2 separate regions of the Homo sapiens genome follow, and region 2 is linked to region 1. The links are chromatin loops, found by intact Hi-C in ENCODE. Cell type or tissue: PC-3. All regions are shown on one strand.

What was found. A loop is a pair of places that touch in the nucleus more often than their neighbours do. Peaks named below come from ENCODE experiments on the same cell type or tissue, not always from the same donor. Only the 100,000 strongest peaks of a DNase experiment are listed, where the experiment ranks them.
Region 2: a loop joins it to region 1, with 5 times the contacts of the local background. A loop is called at or near these places in 2 of 110 quality-filtered maps.

The regions. Positions count from the first base shown.
Region 1 is chr1:194,364,876-194,369,875 of GRCh38, forward strand. No RefSeq gene overlaps it. Among named protein-coding and RNA genes, the nearest start is that of LINC01031, 1.1 Mb to the left of the region's middle. In PC-3, no CTCF peak of the experiment used is centred here; a DNase peak (open chromatin) is centred at 2,006; H3K27ac peaks cover 1,085 bases.
Region 2 is chr1:194,224,389-194,229,388 of GRCh38, forward strand. All of the region lies in intron 2 of LOC107985242 (a long non-coding RNA gene), which reads right to left. Among named protein-coding and RNA genes, the nearest start is that of LINC01031, 920 kb to the left of the region's middle. In PC-3, no CTCF peak of the experiment used is centred here; no DNase peak of the experiment used is centred here; H3K27ac peaks cover 672 bases.

The DNA of each region.
Region 1 (5,000 bases):
GATCACTCAGTTGAGATGTTGAGTGTCAGCTTTCTCCATCATATTGTAACTACTATTCTCTTGGTAATTGTATTAGTCCATTTTCATGCTGCTGATAAAGACATACCCAAGACTGGGCTTCTTACAAAAGAAAAAGGTTTAATGGACTCACAGTTCCACAGGGCTGGGGAGGCATCACTATTATGGTGGAAGGTGAAAATACATCTCACATGGTGGCAGACAAGAGGAGAGAGCTTGTGTAGGGAAATGCCCCTTTATAAAACCATTGGATCTTGTGAGACCAATTCACTATCATGAGAACAGCATGGGAAAGACCCACCCCCATGATCAATTAACTTCCACCAGGTTCCTCCCACAGCATATGGGAATTGTGGGACCTACAGTTCAAGATGAGATTTGGGTGGGAACACAGCCAAACCATATCAGTAATTTAAAAATATCTATTTGGGTGGAGATGTTTTGAGAAGATGCACATATTCCCTTTTTTCTCTAACTTATGCTCACTGTTTTATTGCACAATGTTGATTCTTGCCTGCAGGAAATATTGCTATAGAGTTCTAATGGTGATTTTATATTCCCTTTATTCTTTATATATTTATTAATTGGAATTATTTTCTAAAAATTGTGCCTTCTCTTCATTTATATTATTCATTTATTATTTCTACCAGTATGGAGTCATGGAAATTTATTTTATTATCTGGGTAATAATCTAACACTATCTATTATTAATTCTAAGGTTGGTAAAATTGTTTCAGATATGGGGAGTACTTTAGATTAGCTCTTGTGCTCTTTTAAGAGGCACCAATACATTTTCCTTTCCTTCTACCCTTTGTTTCCCCATTGGTACCCTCCTATCCTCAGCCATAAAATTTGATAGCACCAAACTTGCCCCCATCCGCTACGTGAATTAAGCTAATCAAATAATGTAACTCCTTGGTAGTAGTTTTTGGTTGAGGGATGAGAACTTAACCCAACTTTTTCCAATTCAAAGGAATGAAATGCAGAACTTCTACTTTATCTCTCAAAAGATACCCTCTATCTTCCCTTAGAAGATATAATGTTAATATATGATGTGTCAGAACAGTAAATATACTTATCTAATCACAAAGGAACATTTTAGCCACACTAAGTGGGGAAACAGTCACTCTGTTAAGCCTGATGATTTAATTGAAATATCAAAATGCAAAATATTTATGTGTGGGACTGAGGGAGCCCATGATGAGATCTATGTCTTCTCCAAAGTCAATGAATGTATTTTATAGTTGGGCCACATTGGAATTAATGCTTCTGTGTCCCTTTTAACTAAATCATTATTTCCTTAAATCAAGCAATATATCGATCCACCTGTTGAGTTACCATTCAGATGACTAGTGACTAGAAAGAATGCACTGACACTAGGACATGTTTTCATACTACATATCTTGCAGGCAATTTTTCAGCTCTTAATATCTTCCAGTTTTAATCATCATTATATCATTTCATTACATTTCTCCCCTAGCCATACAATTAAATAGCAGAAATGTTTTCTGTTGTTGTTATTTCCCTACCCCATGATCCATTCTCATGCTATGGCTGATCAATAGATGATCTTTAGAGTAAACTCCAATAGCGATGTGTTATATGTTCCTTTTATCAAGGAGCAAAATTATATATATATATACACATACATACACAAGAATAGACAATGGGTAACAAGAGATAAGTCTGAATTGAATCTGTCTTCTGGTTTATCTTTGAGCATGTTCCGATCGCAGTCCTCAATTCTACCCATTGCCAGGCCTTCAGTTAATCAAATGAGGCAGTAAGAAATAGGTGACATAAAGCATTACTCCTCCATCTGTTTAGTCATATGGATGGCAAAAAGCTTATTACTCTGAGGACTTAAATGATTCCTCATTCTTTGAAAGCTGATTGACCATCATATATTGACTCATCTCCATAAAAAACTATGTTCATTCCAGAGGCTGCACCCACTCACTCATCTCTACCCTTTCCCATTTTATAACTTTGCATTGCTTATTTGCATTGAAAGGGACTGAAAAATCCCAAGTCATCATTCTTGCTAACCTCTAGATTCCTATTAGGCATAATCATCTTGCCTTTCAGGGCTTTAATAAATAAGAAGGTAACCAAATGTACAACATTATGACTCCTATTACTGCTGTCTACGCAGGTTTGCCCTGTCTTCCTCAAGCTTTCCTGTCATTGTGATATGGAGGATATAGTGGCAAAGAACTGAAAATATATAAAAGCAAGACTAACATTGTCATAAAGAGAATGAGAACAGCAGATAAACATCTGTGAACCAAAACCCAACCCCTAAAAAATAATCCACAGTATGCCAGGACTTTCTACTAGGAGAACCTGGGAAATTCTAGGCACCTAAAGGGTAGCCTAAGAGAAGACCGTGGTCCTTCATACCTTTTACCAGCAGCATTCCCCAAATACTTTACTGCCTATTCACCTCATAAAAGAAACTACAGCAAATATCATTTTCAGTTTAATTCCTCTAGACAACATTCACCACGCTTCTTGCAAAGTGTTTAGCTTTGATTCAATTTTCAGCTGCTCTGGATTCTTGACTCTGTGATGACCTTGAACTCAGAGGTTTTTAGGTCCTCTATCCAAGTTAAGTGTTTGAAATAATGGTTCGATAACATCAAGATACATTTTTAAGTTGATCTATCTGTTTTATCTTATAACAAAGCAAAATTTTTGACAACTTAGAGTATGAGAAACATCATAATGGCAATGATAACATTTTATGTGCCTGCAAATTGAGAATAATACTAAATTTCACAGAACATTTTGGCATAGATTTTCATCAAATGACATAACTTCATTTTTTCCTACAACTAATTAGGATGACAAATGAGATCTTTGTTTTGTAATGTAATTATCATAATCAGGAGGTGACAGAGTGGTAGTTTTTTGTTTGTTCTAGTCTCAAAACATTTCAAACTAATGTAAGTATAGCAGCACATGTGTCCAGAATGATTTGACATGCTCCCTAGCTTTAATGGGTGTGAAATCTATTTCAGTAAAATTTCATTTAGCATAGGTTCTGACAAACCATGATCTTTTTTCCCATGTGCATATGAAAAGTATGACTCCATTTTCTCTATTATGATTTATAAGAAGTAGAAATAGCACTTCAATTATTACTGCAACACTGATTCAGCATATCATTCCCATCAATGATGATTTGATTACAGCAGATACCTTGTAGTCACACACATAGGAAACTACATAAATATCTTCATCAGAAGAGAATGATATTCTGGTTAGGTCATTTCAGCTTTTTAAAATTCAAATAATGTTCCCCGAAAACATTATATAATAAGAACCTGAGTTAAAGACATTTTAAAATTAATTTTATTACTTCTGTGTTTTACTTTATTTTATTTTATTTTTTGAGACGGAGTCTCGCTCTGTCGCCCAGGCTGGAGTGTAGTGGCGCGATCTCAGCTCACCGCAACCTCCACCTCCCAGGTTCAAGCAATTCTCCTGCCTCAGCCTCCCAAATAGCTGGGACTACAGGCACGCGCCACCACACCCAGCTAATTTTTGTATTTTCAGTAGAGACGGGGTTTCACCATGTTGGCCAGGATGGTCTGGATCTCTTGACCTCGTGATCCACCCACCTCAGCCTCCCAAAGTCCTGGGATTACAGGCGTGAGCCACCACGCCCGGCCTAGGACAGGATACAATTTTACCAAGGTCTGTAAGTTAAAACTTAATGTAAAAATCAGTAATGTAAATTTAACCTTTTAAACTGAACAAGTAAGTGGCATTTCGTACAATAATAATATCGTACTGTTGTAGAACCACCTCTATCTAGTTCCAAAATGTGTTCATCACTCCAAAATAAAACCCTGTATTTATTATAAAGTCACTCCCTGTTTTCCCTTCCTCTATTACCTGGCAACTCCCAATCTGTGTTTTGTCTTTATGGATGTATCTATTCTGGATATTTTATGTAAACAGAATCATAGAAAATGTCATCTCTAATGTCTGGTTTGTTTCATTTAGCATAGTAATTTTAAGGGATATCCACATTTTAGTATGTATCACTGTCATTCCTTTTTATGGGTAAATAATGTTCTGTTGTGTGTATGTACCACAATTTGTTTATCCTTTCATCCATTCATGGACGTTTGTGTTGTTTCCACTTTTGTCAGTTTTCAATAGTGCTGCTATGAACATTCATATTCAAGATTCTGTTTGAATATCTGTTTTCAATTATTTTGTGTGTGTACCTAGTCATGGAATTGCTGGGAACATGGTAGTTTTTTGAGGAATCACCAAATTATTTTCCACAGAGGCTGACCTATTTTACATTCCCACTAACAATGATCAGCATTCCAATTTCTTCTCCACATTCCTGCCTAGACTTGTTAGTTTCCAGTGGGTGGGAAATGGTATTTCACTGTACTTTTGGTTTGCAGTTGCCTAATGACTAATGATGCAGAGCATCTTTTCATGAGTTCATTGAACATTTGCATATCTTTAAAGATGTGTCTGTCTAAGTCCTTACCTATTTTAAAATTGGCTTGTCATTTTGTTGTTGATAAGTGTCCTTTTTAGATTCTGAATACTAGACCACTCTCAGGTATATAATTTCCAATATTTTCTCACATTCGGTAGGTTGTCTTTTCATTTTGTTAATAATGTCCATTGATGCACTTTTTTATTTTGATGAATTCTAATCTATCGTTTTCCTTTGTTATTCATGCTTTTGATGCCCTTTGTAAGAATCCATTGTCAAAGCAAGATCACAAGGATTTTCTGTTTTCTTCTGAGAATTTTATCGTTTACACTTATATTTAGGTTGTTGATTAAATTTTAGTTGACTTTTTATATGTTGTGCAAGATAAGTGTCTTCTTCCAGTCTTTGCAGATTGGCCTTGTGCCAAGACACATCTCCAACACCTAACAGTGGTTACACTGAAACTAGAGGTCAGTCAGTAGTGAAAACTCAAGTCTTCTCAAGTCTTATC
Region 2 (5,000 bases), 140 kb before region 1:
CTCTGATCCATTATTCTTGTACTTTAGTGGAGTGTTTAGGACAAGATTCTTATTGGGGTTATTGGGATAATTTTGATGGTACTTGTTATTTGATTCTTAAATAGGTGATTACATAGCTTATCTAAAATTTAGAGATTTTTGAGTAATGCTATTTCTTTGAAAGCACAATTACTTAATTTTGGATTGCTCATTATAATGAATTAATTGTAATCACATTAAAAAGTACTGCTATGATAGACTCCTTAGGAAACATGGAAGCATCATATTATCAACTTCAAAAACAACTGAATCTAGATTTTGTAAAATCATCTTGCATGTATTAAGTTTGCCTTCTGCATATTTTAAGGAGGGCTCTGAGTCTAACAAATAGCGTAAATGTTTATTGGTTACTGTTTGAAAATTTTTCAAGAGACTCTAGAATGATACAACATACGAATATAGTCTATTTCACTAAGGATATTAAGATCAAACAGAAAATTCAATATGACAGTGAAGCATATGAGTTTAGTGTATAGACTTAGTGGGTCTGAAACTTAACAGTGCCACGTACTTTATTTGAGACCCTGAACAAGTTACTTAAATTTACTGTGCCTCAATTTCTACAGATATATATATATATTATACTATATAATATATATTAGGATTACATATATCCTACAGTCAGACATCTTTTCTATGCTCTTATAGTATCTTGCAATTTATTATAATAACAAGAAAAAATATTTTTGTTCATTATATATATTTACCTATACTTTATTGCTCTATGATTGCAGCAGTCATCCTTTTATGTTCATAGCTGTACTTCTTTGCCAAATACATGGCTATTACTTAGTGAGTATTAAGTAGTATCTTCCCATAATTAAAATTATGTATAAATGTATATTTGAATGCAAATTAAACTCTTTTATTAAACTAAATCCTTCCTAGACTGGTGGTCTCTAACACCACAAAAATGTAGTTCCCAGATAAATAACCTAGGCAACTGCCGAGTCAACTGGGCTAGTCAACTAAATACCTAGACCACCTAAACACCCTGGTCAACTGGAAATGCATATATTTCCAAAAGTAGATTAGAAAAAAATGAGAATAATTAATAATGAACTGAACAATACTAGAGTTTGATTTAGAGACAACAATGTGGAGAAGGAAAAGATTTTCACTACCTTGTTCTTGCTAAATATCTCTCACTTTGGAACTGTGATAACTTGGACAATCTCTCTGATTTGTAGTCCCAATCACAGTCTTAGGCTAGCTTTATTGCTACAATTAAGATAATATGCATAAATATGATACATGAGCTATAAAATGCATCTCATTGCCAACATTCTCATCTCAGTTTTAAGCACAGGGCACAGAAACCTAAAGTGAAAACTCCACACTATATATCATATCAAAACATAACAGAGGCAAGTATTACAAAATTAAATTAATATTTTATACTATTGTATAATATAGAAATAGCTACATATGTATTATATACTACCAGGATTTTCACTTGTGAATGATATATTTACCTCATCATTATAATAATGCTTAACCAAGCAACAGATGTTCATTTTGAGGAAGCTATTATTGTAACATAGATTGTTAAGGTTAGCATAGTGACAAAACCACAAACCGCTTACAGCCACGAGTCCTTCTTCTCCCAGTAGCACTATAGTTTAACTTTATCTTTCTTTGACCTAAATTCAATAAAAGGGGGAAAAAGAATCCCTGTGTCTTTAAAATACTGTTAAACCACCACAGTTCAGTAATTTATTTGGCTTTAGCCTTTGCAAGCTAACTGTCTGTAGTTGCAACTTTACAGATTTTATGTATTCAGTTTGAAAAAAAAAAAAAGGCTTTTTTTTCCCCCAAAAGAAGCTAGCTGTTAACAGAAAGAAGAGAAAAACAAGATTTATCTTATCCAGCTCCATCCAAAACAAGGTGCTATGCTTTCTGTGACTTCAATTTGACAAGTAAAGCCCTGGGCAGGCATGTAGTATCACTGCTTGTCACTATAAGGCAACAGACTGGAAAAGACATGAGATAGTGTAGAAATAAGCAAGTGTAGCAGGTAACTAATTAAGATTAGGAGTGCACGCTGGAAGATTTTCTAAATCCAAGACACCCAATCCTTCCATATCTACTGTAATACAAAACATATACAGCTGGCATGCAACAAGCTCATCTTGGAAAATGTATGCTTTTTGCTTTGTAAAATTTAAAGTAAAAATGGTAGATGAAATGAAAATCTGCAAGTGAGGCAAAATCTGTGTTGACTGCCTTTGTTGTAGAAGTTTGTCTCATTCTGAAATAAATCTTGATTTATTCCAAATTAGGAGATTTAAGTATTTCAATTTCCAATTTAAAAATAATTCCTTCTCTTTGTCTCTGGCAGTATATAATATGTATGTGTATAAACATATATTCACCTTAAAATTTAATATGTGAATACCAAAATATTACATAGAATTATGTGTAGTCTTGTTTCGCCACTGTTCATTTTTTCTCATATTTAACTCTCATGAAAATTTCCCTCATTTTTTTGAGTGTTGTTTCTATCATTTTATTTCAGTCATTTCATTCTTTATTTTCTTCTATTTTTCCTTTGCTCTACAGTCATTTGGGGCATTGTTTTCTGTATCAAGATCTTTTTACACAGACTATATTGCATGGGAAGGCGGCATGCAAGAGTAATGATATGCAAGGTGATTTTTAAAATAAAATATGACAACTGTTGAAAAAGCATGTTTTATCTATTTCTCATTGTATTTTCTCTTTTTTGATACTGTATAGAATCATTAGGATAAACCAGTTGGCAATATACTCAGAATGAAGAAAACAGTGCAATCCCTGTCTTCCAGGAAATTATAACAGGTTAGGAAAAAGTCACAAAGTGCTTCACCGCATTTTTTTTTCCTCATGTGTTATTCATCAGTATTTCCATGAACTTCCTCAGGTTACTCAGGATCCAAGATAGCATTATACTTACATCATTTATAACAATTGAAGCTCAGAACAAACAGATGTGAGGTTGAAAATGAATCACCTGAATAGCAGCAGTTAAGAATTCTTCACACTTAGCATACACAGTGACCTCCTGATGGAAAAGAGCAATTTTCAGCTGATTGATCACACTCATTTTCCTTTTTCTGAAATTATTATTCTAAAGAAATAATACTGACTGAGTTATTCTGGCCCTGTTTTTCATAATGTCTCCATTGTATTTCCATGTAGTTACCTTGAGTTTATGGAATTGTCTCTGTTGCAACTCAGAAGTCATGGTTCAGCTATTGAATCAGGAAGTTCTGGATATTTTAGAGTTACTTGAAACTTTTTAGGTCTTATAGTTCATTTGGATGGAGCTGGAGGCTATTATCCTTAGCAAACTAATGCAAGAACAAAACCCCTCACTTATAAGTGGGAGATAAATGATGAGAACACCTGGACACAAAGAGAAGAACAACAGACACAGGGGCCTACCTTAGGGTGGAGGGTGGGAGGAAGACAAAGAGCAAATAAAATTAACTAATGGGTACTAGGTTTAGTAGCTGGGTGACAAAGTAATCTGTACAAGAACCCCCAGTGACATGAGTTTACCTATATAACAAACCTGCACATGTGCCCCTGAACCTAAAACGAAATTTTAAAAACAAACAAAAATCATAACAATGTCAACGTGTCCATTTTTAATGGGATTCCATTAAGCTGTGTATATCTTGCCAATTGGCAACCTCTGAACTAGCTGGTGAGCATTTGTCAAAGTATTTTCTTAATTTCAGTTCCATTATTTTGCCAACTCAGTTTTGTAAACCAACTGGATCACAATGAAAACTGCTTAGGAAAGGTAAAAGCTGCCAGCAGATATTTCTTGTAATTTCCAAATATTACACTTAGTAAAAGAAATAAAACTAGTAGAAAATGTAAGCTAACAATTTAATGTTTTACAGTGCTTATAATCTTGTTACTTTCCTCCTTCATTACTATTTCTTGGTTTATCTAGACTTTTTTCAGGATTGTATATATTTTAACTCCCCTTGTCTGGTTGAAAAAAAAAAAACTTAGCCTCCATCTTCATAGTTTCTGAGTAGTGCATTTTGTATATAATTGAAATACTTTTCCTCTAACTTTCATATATAAAAAACTACAGCACAATGAGGAAACAGCCTGCTGGTCTCTGCACATAAATCCTATGACCCCAAGGAGGTTATAGCTCTCTTTTGTTACTATTCCTCTAATGACATAAGCCTGAAATATCCACCTGATCGCATTCCTACTAACACACATAAAACCTCCAGGTCATCAAAGTTCATGATGCTGGATATAAAGTTACCCATTTATTTTATTTTATTTTTAGCTGACATATTAATTATACACATTTATGATGTACATAGTGGTGTCTTGATATGTATAATGTATAGTGATCCAACCAGCATAATTAGCATCTCCATTATCTCAAACATTTATGATTTCTTTGTGTTGGGAACATTCAATATCTTCCTTCTAGCTATCTGAAACTATACAATATATTATTGTTTACTATAATCACATAAAAAACCCATTTTAAAAATGAGTCATTGTATGTGATTGACTGCTACTCATTTCAACAATTCATACCCAGATGTATATTTGGATTACAACATAGTAAATATGAGAGTGTGATTGTTCAGAGATTTTGCTCTCCTTCAAGAGAATGCTTGTGATGCAAAAACAAATAATTGAAAAGAAACTGAATTTTTCATCACATCAGCAAGCTCTGAATAAGTATAGTAGATGACAGTATACACCACTTCAATATGTAATGTTTACACTAACATGACTTTTCTCCTCATGGAAGAATGTGCCTCTTCCAGCTCGTTCATAAAATTTAATTCCAACATGTGCCACCATATCATGTAAAACCACACATAAAGCAAGATCATGTATTTTTATCCATTGTAATTTGTTAAGAAAATAAAAGATACAGTCAAATAAATGTCATTGTATGAAAAACTTGAGAAATCTGAACATCGACCTTA